Linked DNA regions of Homo sapiens: region 1 is linked to region 2. Evidence: read pairs that join two places in POLR2A ChIA-PET (ENCODE). Cell type or tissue: PC-9. All regions are shown on one strand. Each heading gives the region's core, and the rest is flanking DNA. Links, peaks and the distances in the headings are about the cores only. Region 1 has its middle 9.5 kb from the start of CTPS1. Region 2 has its middle 12 kb from the start of PPT1.

Evidence for each region. ChIA-PET counts read pairs that join two places held together with the same protein. Peaks named below come from ENCODE experiments on the same cell type or tissue, not always from the same donor. Only the 100,000 strongest peaks of a DNase experiment are listed, where the experiment ranks them.
Region 1: POLR2A ChIA-PET joins it to region 2 with 10 read pairs; 2 of 35 experiments call an interaction of 5 or more read pairs at or near these places.

What each region holds. Positions count from the first base shown.
Region 1 is chr1:40,962,282-40,978,097 of GRCh38, reverse strand. No RefSeq gene overlaps it. Among named protein-coding and RNA genes, the nearest start is that of CTPS1, 9.5 kb to the left of the region's middle. RefSeq lists a silencer at 2,827-3,121. In PC-9, for the core only: no CTCF peak of the experiment used is centred there; DNase peaks (open chromatin) are centred at 10,117 and 10,467; H3K4me3 peaks cover 727 bases; H3K27ac peaks cover 3,149 bases.
Region 2 is chr1:40,101,586-40,116,766 of GRCh38, reverse strand. No RefSeq gene overlaps it. Among named protein-coding and RNA genes, the nearest start is that of PPT1, 12 kb to the right of the region's middle. In PC-9, for the core only: no CTCF peak of the experiment used is centred there; a DNase peak (open chromatin) is centred at 8,996; H3K4me3 peaks cover 481 bases; H3K27ac peaks cover 3,383 bases.

The DNA.
Region 1 (15,816 bases), core at 3,137-11,136, 860 kb before region 2:
AAGGAGTTTTAAAAAAAAAGATGTGATGGGATCAGATTTGTGTTTTAGGAAAATCATTGAAGCAGATGGATTCCCAGAAACCAGGTCAGGAGGCTCCTGCAGTGGCCTCTTTTAGAGGCTTCTGGCTCCTTCCAGATCTGGATCACCAGTGCTTCAACCCTGACAACCTGCCCATGCTGCATTCAGCTCCAAATCTAAAAAATGTTTGGAATGCCAGGCATAGTGGCTCACACTTGTGATCCTGACACTTTGGGAGGCTGACACAGGGTGGGAGGATTTCTTGAGTCCAGGAGTTCAAGACCAGCCTAGGCAATATAGTGAGACCCCATCTCTACAAAAAATACAAAAATTAGCTGAGCATGGTGGCACGCATCTGTAGTCCTGGCTACTCCAGAGCCTGAGGCTGGAGGAATGCTTGAACCCAGGAATTCAAGGCCAATGGGAGCTAGGATCCCACCACTGCACTCCAGCCTGGGCAGAGTGAGACTCTATCTCAAAAAAAAAAAAAAAAAGTTTGGGTTGTCTTTGAAGGTACTCTACAGCCACATCTTCTTTCAAGAAGCATTTGATGTTTATCAAAGTGCCTGGAACATAACAGATGCTGAGAACATACTTGCTGAGGTAATGAAGATGCTATGGGAGATGGAAAAATGAGCCATTCACCCAACCACTCCTCTGAATGACCACTTGACATTGTCTTCTTCCTCAAAGCTCTTCCATCTCCTCCCCCATATTCTCCTCAGCTGGTGGTCTTGCTTCCCATTTCACGAGAAAATAGAAGCCATCAGTAGATTTTTCATATCCACCAACCACTTTTATCTGCGCACAAGCTCTGCGTTGTCTCCTGTTACTGTGGACAAACTGCCCACACTCCCAGAGGTCAACCTCCTCTTTGCTCCAAGTGCCATATCCATTTGTCAACTCAAAGAATGTCTAGTATGCAAGTGCCATATCCTTTCATCAACTCAAGAATGTCTAGTAGAATGTCCCTTCCTGCGTCATCAGTCTTTCCCTGTCTAGTAGATCTTTTCCACTACCGTGATGCAAACATGCTGCAATTTGTTCCATCTTAAAACCCCTCTCCTGACTCTATGCCATTCTCTAGCTCCCCCTCCATTTCTGTTTCACTTTTCAGCACAACTCCTAAAAAATGTTGTTTGTACTTTGCTGTCTCAATTTCTTCCCTCTCTTGAACTCATTCCAATCTGGATATTTTGCTCATATAATTTCACTGAAACTGATCTCGTCAAAAATTAACCTCCATGTTCTCAGACCTCTTCTTTGTACATCAGCCTAGACTCCAATCTCTAATGTCCGTAAGTCCCAAATAAAGACAACAGTGGGCTGGGCGCAGTGGCTCATGCCTGTAATCCCAGCACTTCGGGAGCCTGAGATGGGTGGATCACAAGGTCAGGAGTTCGAGACCAGTTTGCAAATATGGTGAAACCCCGTCTCTACTAAAAATACAAAACTTAGCCAGACGTGGTGGCAGGCGCCTGTAGTCCCAGCTACTCAGGAGGCTGAGGCAGGAGAATCACTTGAACCTGGGAGGCGGAGGTTGCAGTGAGCCAAGATTGCACCACTGCACTTCAGCCTGGGCGACGAGCGAGACTCCGTCTCAAAAAAAAAAAAAAATAGACAACAGTGTGGCTGTATGTGCATGGCATGAATGCATATGTGTGTGTGCACGTGCGCATGTGTATGTATTTACATATTTGGGCTGCTTCTCTCCCCCACCATAGGCCCAGTCTCCTTTTGGGCTCCTAGGTGCAGCTATACAGCCCCAGAGCTGCCCCCAAACTGACCACTTCCCTAAGAGCATTTGTCACAGCTGATCATTTCCTCCTTAAAAGGTGGGTGTCCTTTACTTGGCTTCTAGGAAACCACTTGCTGTTCATTTTTTCCTATTTCACAGGTTTCTCCTTCTAGATCTCCCTACCTAGATCCTCTTCCTTTTCCTCTATCCTGAACTATAAACATTGCCCCAAGCCTCAGTTCTAGGATCCCTTCTCTCTAAAGTCATTATCTAGTCATTAAAACCATCTGGCCCAGACGCAGTGGCTCACGTCTGTAATCTCAGCACTTTAGGAGGCCGAGGTGGGCGGATCACAATGTCAGGAGTTCAAGACCAGCCTGGCCAACATGGTGAAATCCCGTCTACTAAAAATACAAAAATTAGCTGGGTGTGGTGGCGCAGGCCTGTAATCCCAGCTACTCGGGAGGCTGAGGCAGGAGAATCACTTGAACCCTGGAGGCGGAGGTTGTAGTGAGCTGAGATTGCACCATTGCACTCCAGCCTGGACAACAGAACAAGACTCCGTCTAAAAAACAAAACAAACAAAAAAAATCCTTATTCTGACTACTCCCAAATTGATGTTCCCAGGCTGGATGTGTCCTGAACCCCAAGTTCTCTTCCAAGCCCAGGTCCTGAGGTGAGCCAGGCGCCTCGCCTACACGTGGGCCAACTCTATGATCCCATTGGTGCTCTAGAGCTCCCCGTGGGATCAGGCTGAGGCAAACTTCCTGAAAAGAACCAGTCTGTATTTTAGGCTTTGTGGGCCATATGGTCTCTTGCAATCACTCAACTCTGCCTTCATAGTGCAAAAGTAGCCATAGATAATATATCGATTAAATGAATGTGACTTATTTCAATAGAACTATAGCTGTGTTCACAAAATACTCTTTTACAGAAATAGAGCTTGGGTCTGAAGGCCAAAATGTGCCAACTCCTGAGCTAAACACATATCTTTGTCTCACTTTTTCCCCGCCCCATGCTCCCCTCGCTCCCTCACAGTCTTCACCTGAGGTTATTCCTCAGTCACTCGCTGACTCAAGAACCTACCTCCGGCTTTCTTCCTAGGGAACCCAGGCTAAGACAGGGTGCCTCCCGCACATTCCGTGGCACACCCAGTGCTTCCTCTGAGGCGTTTATCACAGCCTGCTGAGATTGCCTGTTCACTTATCTGTCTCCTCCATACCAGATTGGAATCTCTTTGAGGTTACTTAGCCTTTCTGTGTGTCACTTTCCTTATCAAGTACGTCTTGTGGACCTTTTAGTAACCAGCATCTAGCATCTGTAACTCCCACTACTACCCTATAATGCAAGTGCTGTCATTATTACTATATTACAGACGATGGAGCCAAGACTGAACACATGTAAACACCTTCCTGAGAGCACACGCGAAGGTTTGCTTTGGATTGTCTTTCTGTTTCTGTCCCTCATTCTGCCCATCATCAAGTCTTGCTTATTTTTTCTTCTCCAGGACTTCCTCGAGCTTTCTACTTTTATATGAATACGCTGTCACTCTAGTCTGGCATTCTAATGGATTATCTGGTTGAGAAATGGGGCAGGAGGGAGCCTACAACTAGTGATAGATTTGTTGTTTTTTTCCCAGATTGGGGCTATTTATGTTTTATTTAGTTTCTAATAGATATGTAAATGGCGTAAAATTCGAGTGTTAAAAAGGAATACACAGTAAAAGCTCTCCTTCCATACCTGTTCCCCAGCCACCCAAGTTTCCTCCCAGAAGCAACCACTATTACCAGTTTCTGGTTTATCCTTCAAGCACACTCTGTGCATATGTAGATATTCTTTTTGGCTGTATGTTATTTTAATATGACTGTATGATGTTGGATTTTCATCACTTGAGCTAGCTGTAATTATGTTATTTAGTGAATTTGTTGGTTTATGTCCTCACTTTGTTCAAGAAAGGATTTAAAGCCACTTGTGTGTGTGTCTACAAAATGTGAGCAAAAAATGAGGCAAAGGAAAGGAAGAATAGGAATTTTTCATCTTAATGACACTCCATTACCTTCAGGATAAAGTCAAAACCACACTGTGATGTATGAGGCCATGCAAAAATTGGCCTCAGTTTACCTCTCTAGCCACATCACCCACCCCATGCTCCAGCCACAATGATTCTTTCAGTTCTCTGAACATGCCATGTATTCTTTTCCACATATGAATCGTTGCATAGACCTCTGCTGGCTCTCACCTACCCCCCTGCTTCCTGCCTTTTTCTTGCTAACATCACATCACATCTCAACTTGGTCTTCACTTCCCCAAAGTAATTTTTTTGGGCAGACTCTCTCCCTCATTTGGGGTTAGCACTTCTCTCCCATTCTTTTATTGCTGCTGGGACGTCCCAGAGCATAGCACTTACCAAATTATATTTTAAGGGAGGCAGAGGGGAAGGTGGTGGTTAATGGGTACAAAAAATATATAGTTAGAAAGAATGAATAAGACTTAGTAGATTGGGTGCAGTGGCTCACGCCTGTAGTCCCAGCACTTTGAGAGGCCGAGGTGGGTGGATTGATGGAGTGCAGGTGTTCAGACCAGCCCAGGCAACATGGCAAAACCCCATCTCTACAAAAAGTACAAAAAAATTAGCTGAGCCTGGTGGTGCATGCCTGTTGTCCCAGCTACTGGGGAGGCTGAGGTGGGAGGATTACTTGAGCCACAGAGGCAGAGGTTGCAGTGAGCCAAGATCATGTCACAGCACTCCAGCCTGGGTGACAGAGTAAGACCCTGTCTCAAAAAAAAAAAAAGACTTAGTATTTGATAACACAACAGGGTGACTATAGTCAGTAATAATTTAATTGTACATTTTAAATAACTAAAAGTGTATAATTGGGCTGGGCGCCGTGGCTCACGCCTGTAATCCCAGCACTTTGGGAGGCCGAGGCAGGCGGATCACAAGGTCAGGAGATTGAGACCATCCTGGCTAACACGGTGAAACCCCGTCTCCACTAAAAATACAAAAAATTAGCCTGGTGTGGTGGCGGGCGCCTGTAGTCCCAGCTACTGGGGAGGCTGAGGCAGGAGAATGGTGTGAACCACTTTGTTCAAGAAAGGATTTAAAGTCACTTGTGTGTGTGTCTACAAAATGTGAGCAAAAAATGAGGCAAAGGAAAGGAAAAATAGGAATTTTCTATTTTAATGACACTCCATTACCTTCGGGATAAAGTCAAAACCACTCTATGATGTATGAGGCCATGCACAAATTGGGAGATGGAGCTTGCAGTGAGCCGAGATCGCGCCACTGCACTCCAGCCTGGGCGACACAGTGAGACTCCGTCTCAAAAAAAAAATAATAATAATAATAATAATAATAATATTGGATTGCTTGTAACACAAAGGATAAATCCTTAAGGGGATGGATACCCCATTCTCCATGATGTAACTGTTACACATTGCATCCCTTTATCAAAGTATCTCACGTACCCCATAAATATATATACCTACTATGTACCCACAATACATTTTTAAAAGAACAAATTTTATTTTAATAATCCACTTCCTTGCCCAAATCTCCCACTTGTCTACAAGCTCTGTGAGGTCGGGGACCTGTTTATCTGATTTTCTGTGATACGCCCAGTGCCTAGCTGCTTGTGGCACACAATAGTCATTTGTTACACAAATAAATGAGTCCAGAAATTCAATTAGATCACAAACTCTTTCGAGAGGAGAGTCACAAATTTGACTAACTTCCTAGGAGCCAAAGTGAAGAGGATCAATGTGACTATACAACAATTGCTCAGGAGGAATATCACTTCCTCAAATAACCCTTCATTGACCCCAGGTCCCTTTACCAGCTCCAAGTCCTCACTAATTTTCCTAGCAGCATTTATCAAAATTCTAACAATTGGTGGAGTAATTGGGTAGTTGTTTTCTGTCTTCCCCACCAGTCTGTATTTCATTTACGAGTATATCCCCAGCAGCTCTCATATGGCTGCATGTAGTAGATGCTCAGTAAATGTTTATTGAATTAATTAAAAGGACAATTATTTCTGCTACTGAGCTCAGAAATCAGTTCCCCCTGTGAGTCTTCATGGAGAGGATATAGGATATACAATGTAAGGATGAAAAGTCTCAATAGCATTTATACAGCAGACATACAGGCAAAGGTCACAGGCCTGTTCCTTAGAATGACTTCCTTTTTTTTTTTTTTTTTTTTTTTTTGGAGACGTAGTTTCACTCTTGTCACCAAGGCTGGAGTGCAATGGTATGACCCTGGCTCACTGTAACCTCCACCTCCCAGGCCAAGTTCAAGTGATTCTCCTGCCTCAGCCTCCAGAGTAGCTGGGATTGCAGACACCTACCACCATGACCAGCTAATTTTTTTGTATTTTTAGTAGAGACGTGGTTTCACCACGTTGGCCAGGCTGGTCTCGAACTCCTGACCTCAGGTGATCTGCCAACCTCAGCCTACCAAAGCTGGGATTACAGGCGTGAGCCAACATGCCCGGCCTAAGATGACTTTCAATAAAGGCTGGTGACAGTGTCACTGCATGTGATTTTGTTGTTCTCCAACCTGATTGCTGGGGAGATTTGAGGGGCAGTGAATTAAATACTACACTCTGAGAGATACATGGAATGATGCTACTCTGAACATCAGGTTAAATTGAAAGGCTGTCAACAAGCAGATGAGCTTGGGGGTAAAATTCATATTCTCCTCAGAACTAATTGATGTCCTTTATAGGGAACATGATGAAATGTCAGAATAATCTGACAGAGACATCTGTTTCATATAGGGCCTATAATAGTGTATATTACTATTATATATGAACATACAGTATAATTATACACGAGTACCTCAATAGCACATTTAAGGGAAAAATGTAGTAAAAGAAAGAAATGGCTAGGCGGGTACAGGATTACATGCCTGTAATCCCAACACTTTGGGAGACTGAGGTGGGCAGATCACCTGAGGTCGGGAGTTTGAGACCAGCCTGACCAACATGGAGAAACCCCGTCTCTACTAAAAATACAAAATTAGCCGGGCATGATGGCGCATGCCTGTAATCCAAGCTACTCGGGAAGCTGAGGCAGGAGAATCGCTTGAACCCGGGAGGCAGAGGTTGCAGTGAGCCGAGATCGCACCATTGCACTCCGGCCTGGGCAACAAGAGCAAAACTCTGTCTGAAAAAAAAAAGAGAAAGAAAAAGCCACTTTTTAAAATATGCTGTCAAACATAAGAAGGAATTCTTAGTTGAAAAATAGACCATAGTTAACATCACCATACAACCCATATTTGGTGAGCTAGTTCTGATTTCTTGGAATGTAGCTATTGTTAATAAAATGTGTACATATGTAACTGTGATTTTGTTATTGTACCCCTATGAGACTTACTGAAAATAAATGGGCTAGGCACATTTACAGTGCCTGTAATCCCAGCACTTTGAGAGACCTAAGTAGGAGGATTGCTTGAGCCCAGGAGTTTGAGACCAGCCTGGACAACATAGTGAGACCTCATTTCTTCAAAAACATTTTAAAAAAGATTAGCCAGGACTGGTGGCAAGTGCCTGTAGTCCCAGCTACTCGGGAGACTGAGGTGGGGGATCACTTGAGCGCTGTAGTGAGCCATGATCACACTACTGCACTCCAGCCTGGGTGATAGAGCAAGACAAAAAAAAGAAAGAAAGAAGGAGAGAGAGAAAAGAAAGAAGAAAAGAAAAGAAAGAATAAGGAAATGAATACTTTTTAGATCATATATTCTGACTTTAGGGTTCAAAAACACATGGCAAACAAGACTTGTTTCAGCAACCCCATCTGTGAGAACCCCTCCAAGCCTCTCTGGCTAATTAGGTACCCCTCACCTGATCTCCAGAACCGCCTCTTTTTTTTTTTTTTTTTTTTTTTGAGACGGAGTCTCACTCTGTAGCCAGGCTGGAGTGCAATGGCGCGATCTCAGCTCACTGCAATCTCCACCTTGTGGGTTCAAGCGATTCCCCCACCTCAGCCTCCTGAGTAGCTGGGACTACAGGTGTGCACCACCATGCCCGTCTAATTTTTTGTATTTTTAGTAGACACAGGGTTTCACCATGTTGGCCAGGATGGTCTCGATCTCCTGACTTTGTGATCCGCCCGCCTCGGCCTCCCAAAGTGCTGGGATTACAGGCATGAGCCACTACACCCGGCCCAGAACCGTCTCTTTATTCCTTTGCCGCAAGATTTAAAACATCTTATTGAGATGATCTGCACTTGCCACTTTCTAGATCAAAAGAAAGAACTGCCCCTTTTCAGCTTCAGTAGCCCCAAGAAGGGGTGGTAAAGCCTCCATAAAACTTCCATAAGCCGGGCCGGGCGTGGTGGCTCACGCCTGTAATCCTAGCACTTTGGGAGGCCAAGGCGGGCAGACCACGAGGTCAGGAGATAGAGACCATCCTGGCTAACACGGTGAAACCCCGTCTCTACTAAAAATAAAAAAAATTAGCCGGGTGAGGTGGCAGGCACCTCTAGTCCCAGCTACGCGGGAGGCTGAGGCAGGAGAATGGCGTGAACCCCAGGAGGGGAGCCTGTAGTGAGCCGAGATCATGCCACTGCACTCCAGCCTGGGCAACAGCGAGACTCCGTCTCAAAAAAACAAAACAAAAAAAAACTTCCATAAGCCCTGGGAGAACCACCTCAAACATACAATCAACATAAAAACTGCACTCATTATGCAAACAGAGCTTCAAGCTTCCACCACCCGCTTCCAACCAGACTGTGGTTGGAAAATCTTCAGAAAGATTTTCATCCAGCAAGCCCTTAATGGAGCCATAATATGTGCATAAAACTCAATAGTTATAATTTCAAAATCTAGGGCCAGCCACAATACATTTTTAAAACTCAATAGTTATAATTCTGGGTCTCCAGATATCTGTATCCAAGATCTATCTAAGAGATATTGCTGCCTCCAAGAGCAACAACTCATGCCCCTGTCATGAGTACGATGATCATGTGAAAAACACCTTTTAAATCTGTGAGAAAATATGGACTCATAGGGTATCCAACAACTCCCACGTTTATATAATTAGCACCTTGATTCCTGTTGTACATAATGAGAGGGTTTTTTTTGTTTGTTTGGTTTGGTTTTTGTTTGTTTGTTTGGTTGGTTGGTTTTGAGACGGAGTCTTGCTCTGTCGCCCAGCCTGGAGAGCAGTGGCTCGATCTTGGCTCACTGCAACCTCCGCCTCCCGGGTTCACGCCATTCTCCTGCCTCAGCCTCCCGAGTAGCTGGGACTACAGGCGCCCGCCACCATGCCTGGCTAATTTTTTGTATTTTTAGTAGAGACGGTGTTTCACCGTGTTAGCCAGGATGGTCTCAATCTCCTGACCTCGTGATCCGCCCGCCTCAGCCTCCCAAAGTGCTGGGATTACAGGCGTGAGCCACTGTGCCCAGCCCATAATGAGAGTTTTTTAAATGACCCAACCTTTTAAAATAATTGCATTCAATATATATTTAATCTGAACTCAAGAGGATATGAAAAAAACCCCACCCATCTGTTTGGAGATTTAAAGACCTGGAAAGACTGACAAGCATGATGTGATGGAGATGATGTGTTCTGGAGAAAGAGGTTTAGGAATGGTTTATGCTGTAGTTTTGCCGTTTAAAAAATTTTATATTTTGTAAACTTTTTTTGAAGTATAACAGAAATACAAAAAGTGTAAAATCATAAGTGTACAACATGATGAATCTTTATGTATTTAGCCACACTCATGGAACCAGTACCCAGGCCAAGAAACAGAACATTGCCCACACCCAGATGCTCCTACTAGTTCCCCTTCCAATTACCACTTCCCCAAGCATAAACACTACCTTGACCTTGAATACCATAGATTAGTTTTCTCAAGGCTCTTTTTACAGCTAAACTTAGAATAGTATGGTCATCTATTAAAGTTCTGAGAATCTTTTTTGGGGGGGTGATGGGGGATGGAGTCTCGCTCTGTCGCCCAGGCTGGAGTGCAGTGGCACAATCCTGGCTCACTGCAACCTTCGCCTCCCGGGTTCAAGTGATTCTGCCTCAGCCTCTCGAGTAGCCGGAACTACAGGCGCATACCACCACGCCTGGCTAATTTTTGTATTTTTAGTAGAGACGGGGTTTCACTATATTGGCCAGGCTCCTGACCTTGTGATCCGCATGCCTCTGCCTCTGTCTCCCAAAGTGCTGGGATTACAGGTGTGAGTCACTGCGCCCAGCTGAGAATCATTTAAGAATAGTAAAATTCACAACATTTTACTTGGCTCCTTTAAGTTGTACATGTTTCCTCTCTCCCTCCTGCATGCCAGATCCTCTTCCTTTTTAGGTAAACATTATCTTCCTCTGATTCTCATTATGCAAACAAAGCAAAGGAGTCTGCAGAACGGGTATCTTTTTCGTTGATTCATTTACCAAATATTTATTGGCATTGCTCATATTCCAGGCATTGTTGCAGACACCAGGGTTACAAAGACAATTACAGTACTGAGAAAGGAGCAGTACAGTAGTGGAGGAAAGTGGTGGGGTGCTTTAGGACTCATAGAAAGGGCACCTAACACACCCACAGCACCAGAAAAAGCTTCCCAGAGAACTGTCTCTAAGGATCGGCAGGCATCAATATAGGGAAGAAGGGAGGCCAGGCTGGCAGGGTAGGGGTTTGGGGGGTACAATAGAGGGAGGGGTGATCATGTGCTGAGTCACAGAGGCAGGAGGCTCAGTCTGTTTAGGAAACTGCAAACAGACTGGGCCTGGTGACTCTCACTTGTAATCCGAGTACTTTGGGAGGCTGAGGTAAGAGGATCACTTGAGGCCTGGAATTCAAGACTAGCCTGGGCAACATAGCAAGACTCTGTCTCTGCAAAAACACTAAAAATTAGCCAGGCATGGTGGTGCATGCCTGTAGTCCTGTAGTCTCGGGTACTTGGGAAGCTGAGGCAGAAGGATGGCTTGAGCCCAAGAGTTTGTAGTTACAGTGAGCTGTGATGGCACCACAGCACTACAGGCTGGGCAACAGAGCAAGGCTCTGAAAAAGAGCAACTCTAAAGAAATTTAAATTTTTTCTTTTTTTGAGACAAAGTTTCGCTCTTGTTGCCCAGGCTGGAGTGCAATGGCATGATCTCGGCTCACCACAACCTCTGCCTCCCAGGTTCAAGCGATTCTCCTGCCTCAGCCTCCCAAGTAGCTGGGATTACAGGCATGCGCCATCATGCCCAGCTAATTTTGTATTTTTAGTAGAGACAGGGTTTCTCCATGTTGGTCAGGGTGGTCTCGAACTCCTGACCTCAAGTGATTTGCCCGCCTCGGCCTCCCAAAGTGCTGGGATTACACGCGTGAGCCACCACGCCTGCCTTAAATTTTTTTTTTAATTTAAAAAGTTAAAAGAAAACCAACAACAGCAAACAGCCTATTGCATACGAAGGAAGACAGAGTGTTGAGAAGACTTCTGGGTTAAGATGGTAGACTGAACAAACATTGAATTTCCCTCCCCTCTGAAACCTCACTAAAACTATAGCAACGTTTGAAAAAAACATAGATCTCTAAAGGCAGGGAGAACAGGAAAGGTGACAGGAGTAAAACTTCTGGAAGCAAGAAATTAGATGAATGAATGAAGACTGAGTAGACTAAATAAATAAATAGCCAAAACCCCAGCCAGCAGTGGAGAAAACTGAGGATCACTTTGATTTACACGGCTGGGATGAAGGATTGATAACAGGAATTAGACTTTGCGCAGCTGAGGAGATTATGGTCTGGAGTGGGGAAATAGGGGATCAAAGATGGGGTGAGTCACAATCCTGAAGAACTATCATGGTGGATACATTGGAGCGTGCTGGGAAATCTAAGAAGCCAGGTACGTTCAGCCACTGAAAGGGGGAGCTTGTGGAGAGGTCTTTGGGAAACTGTAGCCCCTATGTAGCTACCTCTTGAGTGAGTCCAAGCCTCTGGTGGCAGGCCTGGGGCCACTGTGGTCAGCAGGCCCAGAATTGGGAAAGAGGTGCTGAATGTGGGGCAGAGGAAAGTAAGGACAAGCTGGAGCCCACCAAACACCTCTGCATCTGTCTGTCACCAAATCTCCCCTTCAGGAAACAATGGCCGTTCCTTCACTTCCACCTCCCCATTCTCATCCCAGTTCCTCTGTGGGCCAGATCCCACTACATAGGGAGGGAGCTTCTGACAAATATAGTTCCTGCTTAACCAAGTGGAAAATAAAACTTGGACCAACACAAGCAACAAGACAGAAGCAGCTCAGGCCCTGCCACCAAGGAGCAACCATACCAGACCCAGACTCTGCTCACGCGTGGACACTTGGGCAAGAGAGAAATAATTTCTACCTTGCTTAAGCTACTGCAAGTCTGGGTCTCTGTTTTTTCGGCTGAATGCATATCCCAACTAAAACACCATCCACGTTTCCACTTGTAACTGTCATGTTAAATTTCCAATCCTTCCAGGTTGTAGATCTGCTACTTGCCTTTCTTTCTCTGGCAGCTTCTGGGCTTCCCATTCTGGTTGGCAGAGTCCCGCACCCACAGCCAGTGATAGACCAAGCCTTGCTACTGCTCACTCTCAGGGGCTGCCGCAGCCCTCACCTAGGTCTTTCTTCCAGGCAGAAGAGAAACTGCCGCCCCTTGTGCCTTCCCTCAGGGCGCTGTCCTCATCCGCGTGGTCAAGGCTGGGTTCCTGCCATGTCTGCGTTTACATCTCCGCAGGAATGAGGAGAGAAAGGAAGCAGAGGAAGGACAATTTCCTCTGAAGCAAGTAACGGAGAAGTTTTCCACTCCCCTTCTGTCACATTTAGGCAGAGGGCCACATCTTAGCCGCAGGGAGGCCATGAAATGTAGTCCCTAGCAGGGCGATCACCTCCCGAGGTCGAGTCTATCGGTGTGGGAGGAATGGAGAATAGATTTGCTGAGACAGGTAGAAGTCCACTGCAGCCTGACCCCACCTCAGGCCTAGAGGACAATCACTCTTTTCTGCTTGCCACAGCCCACTTCTGATAACAGTCCCTCCCCATCCCAGATTCCATTTAGGGTCTAGCCAGAGATTTCTCTCCCAAAACATAAGTTAAATTAGCTGGTGTGGCGGAGGCTGTCATCTCCTTGCCCATGTCCTCAGTCCTCCAGGGCACATCACCCTGTCCAATTCCATTCCTGAAATCTTCACCTCTGGCTTTCTGTGGCTGCCAGAGCCTGCTGTTCCCACAGGACAGGCCTGATGAGCTAGGGAATTAACATCCCTCCCTGAGCCCAATTCACTTCTGTTCATCTCCACCAACCCAAATGCAGGCCCACCTGTTCCAGACTCTGTGCCAGGCACCCAGGAGACAGATTAAGCCTCAGCTCCCTTGAGCACATGCCGTATGCCAGATGCAGTCCTGGATGCTTTACCTATGCCCATCGTTTAATTCTCCTGACAGCCCTTTAAGGTTGTTTCTCTCCTCTCCATTTCATGGATGAGGAAACTGAGGCTTAGGAAGGATAAACACCTTCCCAAATCCCCAGCTTATAATCAGCAGAGATGGGGTTTGAACCTCCATCTATCTGTCTGTCTCCAAAACTGCTGCTGTTTTCAGCTGTCTAATGACAGATGCTACCTGACCCCAGAGCCTCTAGTCTGGGAACTGGGAAATAACAATACATGTCAAATGCAACAATAAAAGTACTTAAAACTAGATAGATGATGGTTTCTTTTGCCTTCTGCTGGGCGGATGCATTCTAGTGATGAGCTACAGAGACACGCCCTCATCCCGGGACTACTTAACAGTTGTATTGTGACCTGAGAGGGAAATAAAATTCTGTTATGTTTTTTGTTTTTTGAGACGGAGTCTCACTCTGTCACCCAGGCTGGAGTGCAGTGGCACGATCTTGCCTCACTGCAACCTCCACTTCCTGGGTTCAAGCGATTCTCCTGCCTCAGCCTCCAGAGTAGCTAGGGTTACAGGCGTGCACCATCACGCCCAGCTAAATTTTTTTTTTTTTTTTTTTTTTGAGACAGAGTTTCGCTGTTGTTGTCCAGGTTGGAGTGCAGTGGCGCAATCTCAGCACACTGCAACCTCCGCCTCCCAGGTTCAAGTGATTCTTCTGCCTCAGCCTCCCGAGTAGGTGGGATTACAGGTGCCTGCCATGCCCCACTAATTTTTTCTATTTTTAGTAGAGACAGGGTTTCATCATGTTGGCCAGGCTGGTCTCAAACTCCTGACCTCGGGTGATCTGCCCGCCTCAGCCTCCCAAAGTGCAGGGATTACAGGCGTGAGACACCATGCCCGGCCGCCCAGCTACAATTTTTTTTTTCTTTTTTTTTGTATTTTTAGTAGAGACAAGGTTTCACCACGTTGGCCAGGTTGGTCTCGAACTCCTGACCTCAAGTGATCCACCCGCCTTGGCCTCCCAAAGTGCTGGGATTACAGGTGTGAACCACTGCACCTGGCCATAAATTCTGTATTTTTAAGCCACCATTATCTTGAATCTTTTTACAGCAATCAAACTATTTTAACTCAGTGCTTTCCAACATTTTTCACACCATGGGACATGTGGAAAATGGTAGTGTTTATACAGCACATTAGGATAAACTCAAGATTTGGGAATGTCTATAAAAGATTTGGCAAAGGCCGGGCATGGTGGCTCACGCTTGTAATTCCAGCACTTTGGGAGGCTGAGGCGGGCGGATCACAAGGTCAGGAGTTCGAGACCAGCCATGGCCAATATGGTGAAACCCTGTCTCTACTAAAAATACAAAAATTAGCCGGGCATGGTGGTGGGCGTCTGTAGTCCCAGCTCCTCAGGACGCTGAGGCAGGAGAATCACTTGAACCTGGGAGGTGGGGGTTACAGTGAGCCAAGATCGCGCCACTGCACTCCAGCCTGGAAGACAGAGTGAGACTCTGTCTCAAAAAATAATAATAAAAATTAAAAAAAAAAAGATTTGGTGAAAAGACTAATTACATTTTCTGTCTTTTTTTTTTTTTGAGATGGAGTCTTGCTCTATCACCAGGCTGGAGTGCAGTGGCGTGATCTTGGCTCACTGCAACCTCTGCCTCCCGGGTTCAAGCGATTCTCCTGCCTCAGCCTCCCAAGTAGCTGGGACGACAGGCGTACGCCACCACATCCAGCTAATTTTTGTATTTTCATTAGAGACAGGGTTTCACCATGTTGACCAGGCTGGTCTTGCTCTCTTGACCTCGTGATCCACCCACCTCAGCCTCCAAAAGTGCTGAGATTACAGGCATCAGCCACTATGCCCAGCCTCTATCTTTATATTTTTAAGAGACTAGTCTCTCTATATTGGCCAGACTGGTCTCAAACTCCTAGCCTCAAGCAATTCTCCCACCTTGGCCTCCCAAAGTGCTGGGACTACAGGCATGAGCCACCGCGGCTGGCCTACATTTTCTTTATAGTATATAACCATGAAAAGAAATAAAGTACAAAGCATTTAATAAGAGAGTAAACATTTAATTAGAATACAACTTCCAAATAACGTATTTTCAAATTTTATATGAGAAATCAGCTTTCTTCCATGAACATGCTTTTTTTATCTTAGATTTTTTTTACTTGAAATGGCTACAAAATTCCTGATTTTGTTTTTCTAATTATGCTCTATTCAAATTCATGATTATCACCATCAACAAGAAACTCTGCACAAGTAGGTGCTGCAAAGGACAGTGATATCTACCATTTTCCTCAGTCAAAAACTCCTTTCTTGACCGGGCACGGTGGCTCACACCTGTAATCCCAGCACTTTGAGAGGTGAAGGCGGGTGGATTACCTGAGGTCGGGAGCTCAAGATCAGCCTGACCAACATGGAGAAACCGAGAAACCCCGTCTCTACTAAAAATACAAAATTAGCCGGGTATGTGCCTGTAATCCCAGCTATTCTGGAAGCTGAGGCAGGAGAATTGCTTGAACCTGGGAGGTGGAGGTTGCGGTGAGCCTAGATGGTGCCATTGCACTCCAGCCTTGGCAATGAGAGCAAAACTCCGTCTCAAAAACAAACAAACAAAAAACAACTCCTTTCTTGTCCTTAATAAAATAAGGATCCTCTGAATTGTACTTTAACCATGCAAAAGTTGTCTAAATCTAATAGC
Region 2 (15,181 bases), core at 4,592-12,591:
TACAGCACTTTCTTGAGTTCTGTGAGCTGCTCTTGCAAATAATCAAACCCAAGGAGGGGATCAGGGGAATCCCCTTTTTATAGCCAGTACATCAGAAGTTCCGGAGGCCTAGACTTTTGACTGGCATCTGAAGCTGGGGGCAGTCTTGTGGGGCTGAGCCCTTAGCCTGTGGGATCTGACTCTAACTCCAGGGAGACAGTATCAGAATTTTTTTTTTTTTTGAGATGGAGTCTCTCTCTGTCACCCAGGTTGGAGTGCAATGGCGTGATCTCAGCTCACTGCAACCTCCGCCTCCTGGGTTCAAGCGATTCTCCTGCCTCAGCCTCCCGAGTAGCTGGGATTGCAGGCAGCTGCCACCACATCTGGCTAATTTTTGTATTTTTAGTAGAGACAGGGTTTCATCATGTTGGCCAGGCTGGTCTCAAACTTCTGACCTCAGGTGATCCACCCACCTCGGCCTCCCAAAGTGCTGGGATTACAGGCATGAGCCACCGCACCTGGCCAGTGTCAGAATTGAATTGAATTATAGGACAATCAGTTGGTGTCTACTGGAGAATTGATTTATGGGGGGTAGGAAAAAAGCAACCCAATCTGGTGTCAGAAGCATTTTGTGCTGCATTGAGTGTGAGATTAGGAAGAAAAGTTTGGTTTTTTCTATCTCAAACACCATCCTAATGGGTGTCAGGTGGTACCTCATTGTGGTTTTGATTTGCATTTCCCTAAGGATTAGTGATGTTGAGCATCTTTTAATCTACTTATCTGCCATTTGTATATCTTCTTTACAGAAATGTCTATTCAAGTCCTTTGCCCATTTTTGAATTGCTTTGTTTGCTTCTTTTGCTGAGTTTTAGAGATTCTCTATATATTCTGAATATTAATCCCTTACTAGATATATAATTTGCAAAAAAGGTCTCCCATTCTGTAAGTTGCCTTTTTTACTCTGTTAATAGTGTCATTTGCTGTGCAAAATATTTTAATTTTCATGAAATCCAATTTGTCTATATTTTATTTGGTTGCTTTTGTTTTTGGTGTCATATCCAAGAAATTATTGCCAAATCCAATGTTGTGAAGTTTTGTCCTATGTTTTCTTCTAAGAATTTTATAATTTAAGTATTACATTTAGGTCATAAATCCATTTTGAGTTAATTTTTGTATATAGTGTTAAATAAGGATCCAACTTCATTCTTTTGTGTGTGAATATTTAGTTTTCCTAAAACTATTTGTTGAAAAGACTGTCTTTTCCCCATTGAATGGTCTTGGCACCTTTGTAAAACAATTATTTGAACATATATGCAAGGATTTATTTCTAGATTTGCTATGCTATCCCATTGGTCTATATCAATCTTTTAAAAAACTAAATTATTATAAAATTTATGGAAATATCATAGTTGTACATATTTTATGTACATATACATATATAGTTGTACATATATCTATCTTTATGCCAGTACCACTACACTGTTTTAATTACTGTAGCTTTGTAGTCAGTTTTGAAATCAGGAACTGTGAGTCTTCCAGCTTTGTTCTTCCATTTCAGGATTGTCTTGGTTATCCAGGATCCTTTGAGATTCCATATGAGTTTTTTTATTTATGCAAAAAAGTCCTTGGGATTGTGATAGGAATTGCATTCAATCTGTTGATCTCTTTGGATAGTATTGACATCTTATAATATTAAATCTTTGGATTCATGAACATGGGATGTCTTTTCATTTATGTCTTCTTCAATTTTTTTCAGAAATGTTTTGTAGTTTTCATTGTCCAAGACTTTAATCTTCTTGGATAAATTAATTTCTACGTATTTTATTCTTTTTGATGCTATTGTAAATGGAATAGTTTTCTTAATTTTTTTCCAGATGGCTTATTGTTAGTGTATCAAAATGCAACTGATTTTTGTGTGCTAACTTTGTATCTCGCTACTTTGCTGAATTCATGTATTAGTTCTAACAGGTTTTTTTCTCGTTTAATCTTTTTTTGATGTTTAACATCAGAGGGTACATATACAGATTTGTTACAAAGACATTTTGCATGATTCTGAGGTTCGGAGTATGAATGAATCTGTCACCCAGATAGTGAGCATAGTACCCAATAGGTAGCTTTTCAACCCTTGCTCCACTCCCTCACTTCCTGCTCTTGTATTTCCCAATGTTTTGTGTTTCCCAGTGAACAGTATTTCCCATTGTTCCCATCTTTATGTCCAAGTTTACCCAATGTTTAGTTCCCACTTATAAGTGAAAACATGAGATATTTGGTTTTCTGTTTCTGCATTAGTTTGCTTAGGATAATGGCCTCCAACCACATCCGCGTTGCTGCAAAAGACATGATTTTATTCTTTTTAATGGCTGTACAGTATTCCATAGCATATATGTACCACATTTTTTAAATCCAATCCACATTGATAGGCACTTGGGTTGATTCAATGTCTTTGCTATTGTGAACAGCACTGTAATGAACATAGAGGTGCATGTGTCTTTTTGGTAGAATTATTTATTTTCCTTTGGGCACCTACCCAGTAATGGAATTGCTGGGTTGAATGGTAGTTCAAATATTAGTTCATTAAGAAATCTCCAGGCTGGGCATGCTGGCTTATGCCAGGATAATCCCAGCACTTTGGGAGGCCAAGGTGGTTGGATCACTTGAGGTCAGGAGTTTGAGACCAGCCTGGCCAACATGGCAAAACCCTGTCTCTACTAAAAATACAAAAATTAGCCAGGCATGGTGGTGTGCACTTGTAGTCCCAGTTACTCTGGAGGCTGAGGCATGAGAATCGCTTGAACCCAGGAGATGGAGGTTGCACTGAGCCAAGATTGCACCCCTGTACTCCAGCCTGGGCAGCAGAGCAAGACTGTCTCAAAAAAAAAAAAAAAAAAAAAAAAAAGAAATCTCCAAACAGCTCTCCACGGTGGCTGAGCTAATTTACATTCCCACCAACAGTGTATAAGTGTTCCCTTTTCTTTGCAGCCTCACCAACATCTATTATTTTTCGACTTTTTAACAAAAGCCATTCTGACTAGTTGAGATGGTATTTCATTGTGGTTTTGATTGACATTTCTCTGATGGTTAGTGATGATGAGCATTTTTTCATATGTTCATTGGCCATTTGTAAGTCTTTTTTTGAGAAGTCTGTTCATGTCCTTTGCCTACTTTTTAATGGAGTTATTTGTTTTTGCTTATTGATTTAAGTTCCTTATACATTTTAGATAGTAGACCTTTGTTGAATTCATGGTTTGTGAATATTTTCTCCCATTCTGTAGGTTGTCTGTTTACTCCTTTGATAGTTTCTCTTGCTATGCAGAAGCTCTTTCGTTGAATTAGGTCCCACTTGTCAATTTTTGCTCTTGTTGCAATTGCTTTTGAGAACTTAGCCATAAATTATTTGCCAAGGCCAATATCAAGAAGGGTATTTCCTAGGTTTTCTTCCAGGATTTTTATAGTTTTAGGTTTTACATTTAAGTCCTTAATCCATCTTGAGTTAATTTTTATATATGGTGATAGGTAGGGGTTCGATTTCCTTCTTCTGCATACAGATAGCCAGTTATCCCAACACCATTTATTAAATAGGGAGTCTTTTCCCCATTGCTTTTTTTGTTAGATAGGGTCTCACTCTGTCACCCACACTGCAGTGCAGTGGCATGATCACAGCTCACTGCAGCCTCTACCTCCTGAGCTCAAGCAATTCTTCACCTCAGCCTCCTGGGTGGCTGGGACTACAGGTGTGTGCCACCATGCCTGGGTAATGTTTGTATTTTTTCTAGAGTTGGGGTTTCACCATGTTGCCCAGGCTGGTCGTGAACTCCTGGGCTCAAGAAATTCTCCTTGCCTCAGTCTCTTCAAGTGCTGGGATTATGGGCTTGAGACACTGCGCTGGGCCTCATTGCTTATTTTTGTCGATTTTGTCCAAGATCAGATAGTTGTACATGTGTGGTTTAATTTTTGAGTTCTCTATTCTGTTTCCTTGGTTTATGTGACTGTATTTGTACCCATACCATGCTATCTTGGTTACTCTAGCCTTGTAGCATAAGTTCGAAGTTGTCTAATGAGATGTCTCTGACGTTTTTATTTTTGCTAAGGATTGCTCTGGTGATTCTGGCTCTTTTTCGATTCCTCATGCATTTTAGAAGTTTTTTTCCAATTCTGTGAGAAATGATGTTGGTGGTTTGATAGGAATAGTATTGAACTTGTAGATTGCTTTGGGCAGTATTGCCATTTTAATGATGTCGATTCTTCCAGTTCATGAGCAGGAATATTTTCCCATTTATATGTATCATATCTAATCTCTTTCAGCAGTGTTTTGTAGTTCTCCTTGTAGAGATCTTTCACCTCCTTGGTTAGGTATATTCCTAGGTATTTTATTCTTTTTGTGGCTATTATAAATGGGACTGTGTTCTTGATTTGGCTCTCAGCTTGAATGTTATTGGTGTATATATATGCTACTGATTTTTGTGCCCTGAAACTTTACTGAAGTCGTTTATCAGTTCTAGGGGTCATTTGGCAGAGTCTTTAAGGTTTTCAAGGCATAGAATCATATCGTCAGTGAAGAGATAGTTTGACTTCTTCTTTCCCTATTTTGGTGCCTTTTATTTCTTTCTCTTACCTGATTGCTTTTCCTAGGACTTCCAGTACTACGTTCTGGAAGATATCCTTGTCTTCCAGGACATAGTGGACATCCTTTGGACATCCTTGCCTTGTTCCAGTTCTCAAGGGGAATACTTCAGCTTTTGCTGGCTCAGTATGATGTTAGCTGTGGGTTTGTCATGGATGGCTCTTACTATTTTGACATATGTTCCTTTGATGCCTAGTTTGGTGAGAATTTTATCATGAATAGATGTTAGATTTCATCAGAAATTTTCCTGCATCTATTGAGATGATTGCATGCTTTTTGTTTTTAATTCTGTTTATGTGGTGAACCACATTCATTGATTTGCATATGTTGAACCAACCTTGCATCCCAGAAATGAAGTCTACTTGATCACAGTGGATTAACTTTTTGATGTGCTGCTGGATTTGGTTTGTCAATATTTTGTTGAGGATTTTTGCCTCTATGTTCATCAGGGATATTGGCCTGAAATTTATTTTTTTCTTTCTTCCTTTCTTTTTTTCTTTTTTTTTGAGACAGAGTTTCATCCTTGTTGCCCAGGTTGGAGTGCAATGGCACAATCTTGGCTCACTGCAACCTCTGCTTCCTGGGTTCAAGCGATTCTCCTGCCTCAGCCTCCTGAGTAACTGGGATTATAAGCATACATCATCACATCCTGAAAATTTTTGTATTTCTAGTAGAGACAGGGCTTCATCATGTTGGCCAGGCTGCTCTTGAATTCCTGTCCTCAGGTGATCCACTCGCCTTGGCCTCCCCAACTGCTGGGATTACAGGCATGAGCCACCGTGCCCAGCCATTTTGTTTTTTTTGTTCTTTTTCACTATGTCTCTGTCAGAGTTTGGTATCAGGATGATACTGACTTCATAGAATGAGTTAGGGAGGAGTCTCTCCTCCTCAACTTTTTGGAATCGTTTCAGTAGGATTAGTACCAGCTCTTCTTCGTGCATCTGGTAGAATTTGGCTGTCAATCCATCTGGTCCAGGGCTTTTCTTGTTGTTGTTGAAGTTTTGCTCTTGTCTCCCAGGCTAGAGTGCAGTGGCACAATCTTGGCTTACTGCAACCTCCGCCTCCCAGGTTCAAGTGATTCTCCTGCCTCAGCCTCCCAAGTAGCTGGGATTACAGGTGCCTGCCACCATGGCTGGCTAATTTTTGTATTTTTAGTAGAGACGGGGTTTTGTCATGTTGGCCAGGCTGGTCTCGAACTCCTGACCTCAGCCTCAGCCTCCCAAAGTGCTGGGATTACAGGCATAAGCCACCATGCCTGGCCCCGGGGCTTTTTTTGATTGGTAGGTTTTATGTTACTGATTTAATTTCAGAACTCCTTATTGGTCTGTTCAGGTTCTCAGTTTCTTCCTGGTTCAGTCTTGGGAGGTGTATGTTTCTAGGAATTTATCCATTTCCTCTAGAGTTCTTTAGTTATGTGCATAGAGGTGTTCATAATAGTTTCTAAAGATCTTTTGTATTTCTGTGGGATTAGTTTTATTGTCATCTTTGTTATTTCTGATTGTGCTTATTTGGATCTTCTTTCTTTTTTCTTTGTTAATCTAGCAAGTGGTGCATTACATTGATCTAGTTTCATATGTTGAACCATCCTTGCATTCTAGGAATAAATCCTACTTGGTCATGATGTATAATGTTTTTAATATGCTGCTGAATTTGGTTTGCTAGTATTTTGTTGAGGAGTTTTGCATCAATGTTCTTTAAAAAACATTGTTCTGTAGCTTTCTTTTTTTAATCTAGCTTCTAAAATTAGGGTAATTCTGGCCTCATAGAGTGAGTTAGGAAGTGTTCCCTCCTCTTCCAGGTTTTGGAAAAGTTTGAGAAGGATTGGTGTTTGTTCTTTAAATATTAGGTAGAGTTCACTGGTAAAGCCATCATGTCCAGGGATTTTCTTTGTTAGGAGACAATGTCAGGAGTTTTTTTTTTTTTAGACAGAGTCTTGCTCTGTCACCCAAGCTCTGGAGTGCAGTGGTGTGATCTTGGCTCACTGCAACCTCCACCTCCTAGGTTCAAATGATTCTCCTACCTCAGCCACCTAAGTAGCTGGGATGACTGGCATGCACCAACACACCTGGCTAATTTTTTTATATTTTTAGTAGAGATGGGGTTTCACCATGTTGGCCAGGCTGGTCCCGAACTCCTGACCTTGTGATCCACCTACCTTGGCCTCCCAAAGTGCTAGGATTACAGGCTTGAGCCACTGCGCCCAGCCAAGATTTTTTATTACTGATTCCACCTCTTTATTAGTTACGGCTCTGTTCAGATTTTTTTTTTTTTGAGACAAAGTCCCATTCTGTCCCCCAGGCCAGAGTGCAGTGGCATGATTATAGCTCACTCACTGCAGCCTCAAAGTCCGGGGCTCAAACGATCCTCCTGCCTTAGCCTTCTGAGTAGCTGGGACTACAGGCATGTACCACCATGTCCAGCTAATTTTTATTTTTTCATAGAGACAGGACCTCACTATGTTGCCCAAGATGGTGATTTGCATTTTTTAAACTTTAGCCTGTCTAGTGCCTATGCCCAACTTTCTTCCTGTGCTAGAGGCTACAGAGCTTCAGCCTGGGCTTCTTCAGTAGCTGCAGATGGGTAGACTGCAGGCTCCCTAGATCCTCCTTCCATGTTTTCCTCAGACTAGATTCTGGAACTGCTGTCCTTTGAAGGATTTGTGTATTTGCAATGTCTACCTTTGGTGATCATTCAATTATTAAATAGGAACTTGTCGGGCACTAACCTTGTGCGAGATCCTCTGAACACCAAGTGAATTAGACCTAGCCTCTGCTTTTGAGAACTTGCTAGTCTAAAGGTGAGACAACGAGGTAAATAGATGGGTGCAGATACTCTGAATAAGTTGAGGACAGAGTGGGTAAGAGAGAACACAGGAGTAGGTATCTAGGAAAGAAATCACGCTTGAGATGAGGATTAGAGGACATGGGCAGTTCTTTTCAGAATCAACAAATTTTAAACAATCAAAAGTGAGATTTAAGTTAACTATCAGGTAATTTATTCAAGCGTTACATTAAAAACAATTTAAGAAACCAATTGGTACAAATGGGTTTTTATTCTTCCACCTTTATAAAGGTATCTGGTACTGGTAACTTTTGCTCTAACGCTGAAGTGTGAGAACGTCTCTCTAAAGAAGTAGTGGTTTGCCTGGGGGAGGACTCCTTGAGAGAACATTTAGCTTGAGAGAAAGTAGATCAGACTTGCATAAAAAGAAGGATGGGACAAAAAAAAAAGTGGCAGCTTCACTCAGGAGTAATTCATGTAATGCACTTCACCGTCATGATGGAGTCAGTTTTGGGGTCATCAGACTGCCTGACTACTCCCCACCCATGCATTCTACAAAGAAGCCTCCCTGATCATGTGGTTCTCCTGCTCGCATAGAGCCCATGATTAAGGAATAGGCCTAGAGGAAAAATACACATGTAGAAGAAATTCATGCCATCTCTCTGTATAGGAATCTGAGTGGGCAGCCAAACATTCAAAGAGAAACAAACAAACAAACAAACAAAAACAAAATAGGTTCCCTAAAAAGCAATAAGACTTATCATCATTAAAAATAGATGTTTGGCTGGTCATGGCAGCTCACGCCTGTAATCCCAGCACTTTGGGAGGCCAAGGTGGGCGGATAACCTGAGGTGAGGAATTCGAGACCAGCCTGATCAATATGATGAAACCCTGTCTCTACTAAAAATACAAAAATTAGCCGGCGTGATGGCATGCACCAGTAATCCCAGCTACTCGGGAGGCTGAGGCAGGAGAATCGGTTGAACTCGGGAGGCGGAGGTTGCAGTGAGCCGAGATCACACTATAACACTCCAGCCTGGGAAACAAGAGCAAAACTCCATCTAAAAAAAAAAATACAACAAATGTCTTCAAAATTGGCTGGGCGAGGTGGCTCATGCCTGTAATCCCAGCACTTTGGGAGGCCAAGGTGGGTGGATCACCTGAGGTCAGGAGTTCAAGACCAGCCTGGCCAACATGGTGAAACTCTGTTTCTACTAAAAATACAAAAAATTAGCCGGGCATGGTGGTGGACTCCTGTAATCCCAGCTACTCAGGAGGCTGAGGCAGGAGAATCGCTTGAACCCGGGAGGCAGAGGTTGCAGTGAGCTGAGATTGCGCCACTGCACTCTAGTCTGGGCAACAAGAGCAAAATTCCGTCTCGAAAAAAAAAAAGTCTTCAAAATTGTAAGGGAAAAAGAATAGCACCCTAGAATTCTTGCAGAGAAACAGAGCCAGACACTTGTTAAAGGTAGTAAAGACAAATATTCAGTGCTATTGTAATAGGGAAGAGAGGTTCAGTAAAACTGAGCTCAATCTTAATGCAGCAAATACAGCTAAGGATTCATAGCCAACAGGTAGATTGGATGAGTCAGGGGATAGAAATTTATTAAGAGGAGACATCAAGGGTAGGGAGGTTCTTGGTAAACCGGCCTAACGGGATTCTTGCTAGAGGCAGGCAAAGAACTTAGATATCAATGGAGGGGAATGAGGATCATGATCAAATATCGTTGGCGATCAGATTTCAAGGATGAGGGGATTCTCTCTAAACTGACTTAGCAAGGTTGCTCTAAAACTGGGTAATGCAGGCTGAGGACAGACCCAAAGATTAGGGCCTGCCTTCAGTTGAAAAGAAGGCTCAGAGGAGCCTGTCTAAAGTTTGGTCAAAGAGAGAGTCTTTGTCAGAATTTGATACGTATCCACACATACTGCCAAACAATATAAAGGCAGAGTAAGGAATATGTCAGAACTCAGAATGTTTAGTGCTACACACTCTATGTGGAAAATCACCTAAAGATAGACTTTAGCAAAATGGAAATGGAATCTAACAAAGAGGACCCTATGGGATATAAGTAATAGAGGTATATGACCCGGCAAAGTGAAGAAAAGTTGGGGGGAAGACATAAAAGACCTATTAGTTTTTTTTTTTTTTTTTTGAGACAGAGTCTCACTCTGTCGCTCAGGCTGGAGTGCAGTGGCTCAATCTCAGCTCACTGCAACCTGGGCCTCCTGGGTTCAAGAGATTCTCCTGCCTCAGCCTCCTGTGTAGCTGGGATTATAGGTGTGCATCACCATGACTGGCTAATTTTTGTATTTTTAGTAGAGACGGGGTTTCACTATGTTGGCCAGGCTGGTCTCGAACTCCTGAACTCAGGTGATCCGCCCACCTCGGTCTCCCAAAGTGCTGGGATTATAGGCATGAGCCACCGTGCCCGGCAATCCATTAGATCTTGATGTGTGGAAGACTCCCTTTTGAGTTACAAAGTCTTAGTGACACAGTAATATATTTCCATCACTAAGGGTTTAATCATATCTCTTGGCTCTAGAGCAAATATACAGAGGATTATAATATGGTAAATTCTGGGTTTGAGTTTTTAGTTTTTTGTCCATCTATATACAAATCACAAAATATTTTTATTCCCAGAAAATAATATAAACATTACACTTTTTTCCCCCACCGAGATGGAGTCTTGCTCTGTGGCCCAGGCTGGAACACAGTGGCAGGATCTTGGCTCACTGCAACCTCCGCCTCCCAGCTTCAAGCAATTTTCCCTTCTCAGCCTCCTGAGTATCTGTGATTACAGGCATGTGCCATCACACCCAGCTAATTTTTGTATTATTAGTAGAGACAGGGTTTCACCACATTGGCCAGGCTGGTCTCGGACTCCTGACCTCAAGAGATCCACCTGTCTTGGCCTCCCAAAGTGCTGGGATTACAGGCGTGAGCCACCACACCCAGCCAATATTACACATTTTTATTATATTAACAAAAATTTAGAGATGGAAAGGAGAGGTGGAAAGAAAGGCAAGTTTTCTCATTTCTGTGTCTTTCATTATGGGGAGATATAGTTTAAAGGTGGTAAATCAATAAATAATTAAATTAATTGAATCAAATTAAAATAATTATATTAATGATAAATATTAGGAAAACTAAAAAGCAGAAATTGTTAACAGAATTGCCTCTAGGGTGTAAGACTTAAGAAATGTGTAGAAAAACAACACAAAAATAAAATAAATGTGGAGGAAAAGAGACTTTATTTTCTCTTTTGTGCCCTTCATAAAATGTAAATATTGCATGTGTGTATGTACATACCTGGTAAAAATTTTCAAAAACTTGAAAAGTTGTCTTAATGCTGTGAAAAAAAAATAATATTCTTTTCCATTGGGCAAGAAAATAGATGAAAGCGGCCAGGCCTGGTGGCTCATGCCTATAATCCCAGCACTTTGGGAGGCCAAGGCAGGTGGATCGTCTGAGGTCAGGAGTTTGAGACCAGCCTGGCCAACATAGTGAAACCCCATCTCTACTAAAAATACAAAAATTAGCTGGGCGTGGTGGTGTGCACCTGCAGTCCCAGCTACTCAGGAGGCTGAGGCAGGAGAATCTCTTGAACCCAGGAGGTGGAGGTTGCAGTGAGCCGAGATTGAGCCACTGCACTCCAGCCTGGGTGACAGAGTGAGACTCTGTCTCAAAAATTTAAAAAAATAAATAAATAAAAAAGAAAGAAAGAAAAGATATATAAAAGCATTTTCTCAAAAGTTTTTACTATAGATGGCATGTCTAATATAACTTACTCACTTTTATGATCAGTTCTGTAGCCCTGAACAGTTAACAAACCAAGAAATCTTAATGTTGCTTTTTATCCACTGCTGCCACAAGGTAACAGCATCATAGTCTTTTTTCATGGCCCAGATAATAAAAGTAGGTTGTTTGGCAGTCCAAAAGTATTTACTCTTAATATATCTAGTCACTTGGTGAAATTTCTGCTCATTTTATTGAAAAGCCAGTAAGTCTCTAGATCTTGCTTATTCATAAGTATGCTTTTTAATAGCAAGCAACTTTATTCTCATGTCAAAAAAGAAAATTGAAACCGATGAGCATTCAGATACTTCTCTATGTTCCCATTGTTCCTTGAATTATAGTCTATTCAGGGAACTGATATGCATCTTATTAACTCTCAGTACTAGTTAGGTTGAAATTCAGGCTTTGCAATTTCTCACTTCTTATTACTAAAATTAATAAGCTTCAGTGGCTGCTTACTAAAATAACAGTCAAGAATTGACTTACACTGAGAGAACTTATTTGTCTCCCACTAAATGGTTCCTCTTTAAACCAAATCCAGAGGAAGTAGGAACTCTGTAGGTATTTTTCTACATGGATACTTTTAACTATTTGATTTGAAAATGTTGTGGGGCTCTGGGAGGTCAATGGAAGACATGGAACAGAACTTCAGCTTTGTGGGGTGGGTTGCATTTGTTTAATACAGATAAAGATGGCAAGCCTGTTCCAGATGGTAAAATGATTTGGGCAAAGGAACAGCAGCAGGAATTTTCAGGGAATACTGTTTATATTAATATATTAATTGTGTTATTATTAAATGTGGGAAGTAGGTTTGGGAAGATAGTTTGGATTCTCATTTTGAATACAAAAGCTTGAACTACATCCTGAAGACTAGGGAGAAGTGTTGAAGGTTTGCTCTACGCTTTATTTTAAGAAAAATCAACTTATTGTTCTTGTGAAAATAATATGTTTTCACTGCAAATCATCTAAGCAATGCAAAAGAAAAAGAAAAAACCCCCTGAAATCTCATTATTTGACAATTATACCTCAATAAAGCTGGGGGGAAATATTTTTTTAAAAAAACAACTCCTAAGTCCAACCATCTAAAAATAGTCACTATTAACATTTGATTAACATCATTCTAAATATCTTTTTATGCTTTTATATGGATAGAATGATAGATAAATAGGTATATAGACATAGGTACTTTAAAAAATTGTATCATAAGGTGTGTTATTAAAAAATAAAAAGTATTAAATTCAAGTTTACTTGAATTTAACAGAATTGAGTTAAAGTTAATTGAATTCTGTTAATCCTGAATTCTAATTTAAGTTAATTGAGTTAAAGATTCAAAAATTCAAGTTTACTTGAATTAAATAAACTTAAAGGAATAAAAAGGAAAAAAGGAACAAGTATAAAAAGAAATTTTAAAATCTGGACTTCAAATAAGGGTTAGGAAAAGTGACTTTGACATTATGTTGTTTTGTTTATTTGAAGTTTATTTAATTTTATTTAATTTAAATTTAATTTTATGAGACAGGGTCGTGCTCTGTCATCCAGACAGCAATGCAGTGGCATTGCAGCCTTGAACTCCTCCCACCTCAGCCTCCCAAGTAGCTGGGACCACAGGTATGCGCCACTACACCCAGCTAATTTTTTAGGAATGGGGTCTTGCAATATTGCCCATGCTGGTCTTGAACTCCTGAGCTCAAGCAAATCCTCCTGCTACAGCTTCCCTAGTTGCTGGGATTACAGGCATGGGCAACTGCCCAGGTCTGGTTTTTTAAGAATACGTTTTAAATTAGAATCTATTGTAAGCCCAAGGAGAGTGCACTCGTACTATACTATCTTCCATTACCTCCCTCCACAGGGCCCAATATTTCTTAGTCATACTATTTTACATTGTTAATTCATATAATATGTACATGGTATAAAGCAATGATTCACACAGGTATTCAGTATTAATTCTGTATTTAAACAGATTCAATGATCATCACAAATCCTTTTCCCAAGACTTCTTAATTATTGAAGTCTTAATTTTGCCCTATTTCTTAATTGGCTGAATTTCACTTTCAAGCATTTTCTCAAGAAGAATTTGAAAGAGCTTTTTTTTTTTTTTTGAGATGGAATTTCACTCTCGTTGCCCAGGCTGGAGTGCAATGGTGTGATCTTGGCTCACCACAACCTCCGCCTCCCGGGTTCAAGCGATTATCCTGCTCAGCCTCCTGAGTATCTGGGATCACAGGCATGTGTCACCATGCCCGGTTAATTTTGTATTTTTAGTAGAGATGGGGTTTCTCCATGTTGGTCAGGCTGGTCTCAAACTCCCAACCTCAGGCAATCTGCCTGCCTCGTCCTCCCAAAGTCCTGGGATTACAGGCGTGAGCCACCATGCCTGGCCAGAGAGAGCTCTTTCCTATGCATTCTTTTGTATTTGTGGGAATCTGCCTAGTATCTTTATTTCCAAATGACATCTTGGCTGGGTATAATATTCTTGGATCATACTTTTGTTCTTTCAGAATTCCGTAGCCAGTGCTCCATTGGCTTCTGTCTCTGGAATGTTGCTGTTGAGAAATGTAAGGATAGCCTGAGTTTTTTTCCTTGTAGGCATTCTACTTTTTCTGCCTGGTTATCTGAAGTTCAATAAGTTAATTACAATATTTTTCAGGACAGAATATTCTGTATCAAAGTGCTTTCTGTCTTGACCTTTCAAGCTGTAGATTAGTACTTCATTTTGGGGCAAACTTTTGTTTTTATATTTTTGAATACTTCTGTTCCATTTAATGAGTTCTCAATTTCAGGGACACCAATAACTTCTGTCTTCCATATCTATAGATTTCTATCTGATTGTTTTAATATCTTTGTGTTTTCATCTACCATTATTTTGATTATTTAAAACCATTTTCCATATCAATAGTTCCATTTCTAGGAGTGTAAAAGTCTTTAAAAAAGAAAAGAAAAAACTAATTCCACTCCTAGCCATGTCTATTTGGTTCCTTGTTTTCAGGTATTTATTAGTCTTTGGATTCTCAAATGTGCAACTTCCCTATTCATCTCCTTCCGTTGTTTTATTATCTTGGTTTTGAGTTCTTATTCTATTGAGCTCATTTTCTTGTCTTTTTTTTAGAGACAAGGTCTTGCTCTGTTGCCCAGGCTGGAGTACAGTGGCACAATCATAGCTCACTGTAACCTTGAACTCCTGGGCTCAAGAAATTCTCCTGCCTCAGGGTCCCAAGTAGCTAGGATTACAGGTGCCCAGCACCATGCCTGGTTAAATTTTTTTATTCTTGTAGAGACAAGGTGTTGCTATGTTGCCCAGACTGGTCTTAAACTCCTGGCCTCAAGCAATCCATTCACCTTGACCTCACAAAGCACTAGGATTACGTAAGTGTTAGCCACCACACCTGACCTGAGGTCATTTTCTTAATAAATTGTTCTACAGCTCAAAGCACTTGGGGTGAAGTTTTTTGTTTTTCTATTTGTCTCCAGAATTGCTTTCCACTTTATTTGAAACTTATTTGTTTTTCCTACTGAACTGCAGTTAGAAGAGTGTTATTTTATGCAGTATGCAGTTTTTCTATGATTTTTATGCTTGTCTGAAGAGGGGAGAGGGCTGCTCATGTGCAGCCTTTGTTAGAATACCTAAGTTCTGCAATCACTTCTGAGGTTTTGTTAAGTGTCTATTCCAAAGTTCACCCCACTAATGGCTGGTGTAGTCCATTTCCATGGAAAAGATAGCTTCACTTTTTGGAACTTCTCTCAGTTCAGCATGTTTTCCTGAGTCTTCACTGCCATCTTAAAGATTTGGTCTATTCCATACTTCCCATTTCAAGTTTTTCTCCCCAGTAGCCATTTTCAATTTTCCAGAGATGGGAGGGGAAAGAGAAGGAAAGCGTTTACTTTTCTTCTCTCTTGTAATGTATGTGGATATGTTTGTGTTAATTGTCAGGATTTTGTGGATCTAATTGTATGAGTTTTGATGGAATGAAGGCAGAACTGGAAGCCTTGACATGCTCCAGCCCAGA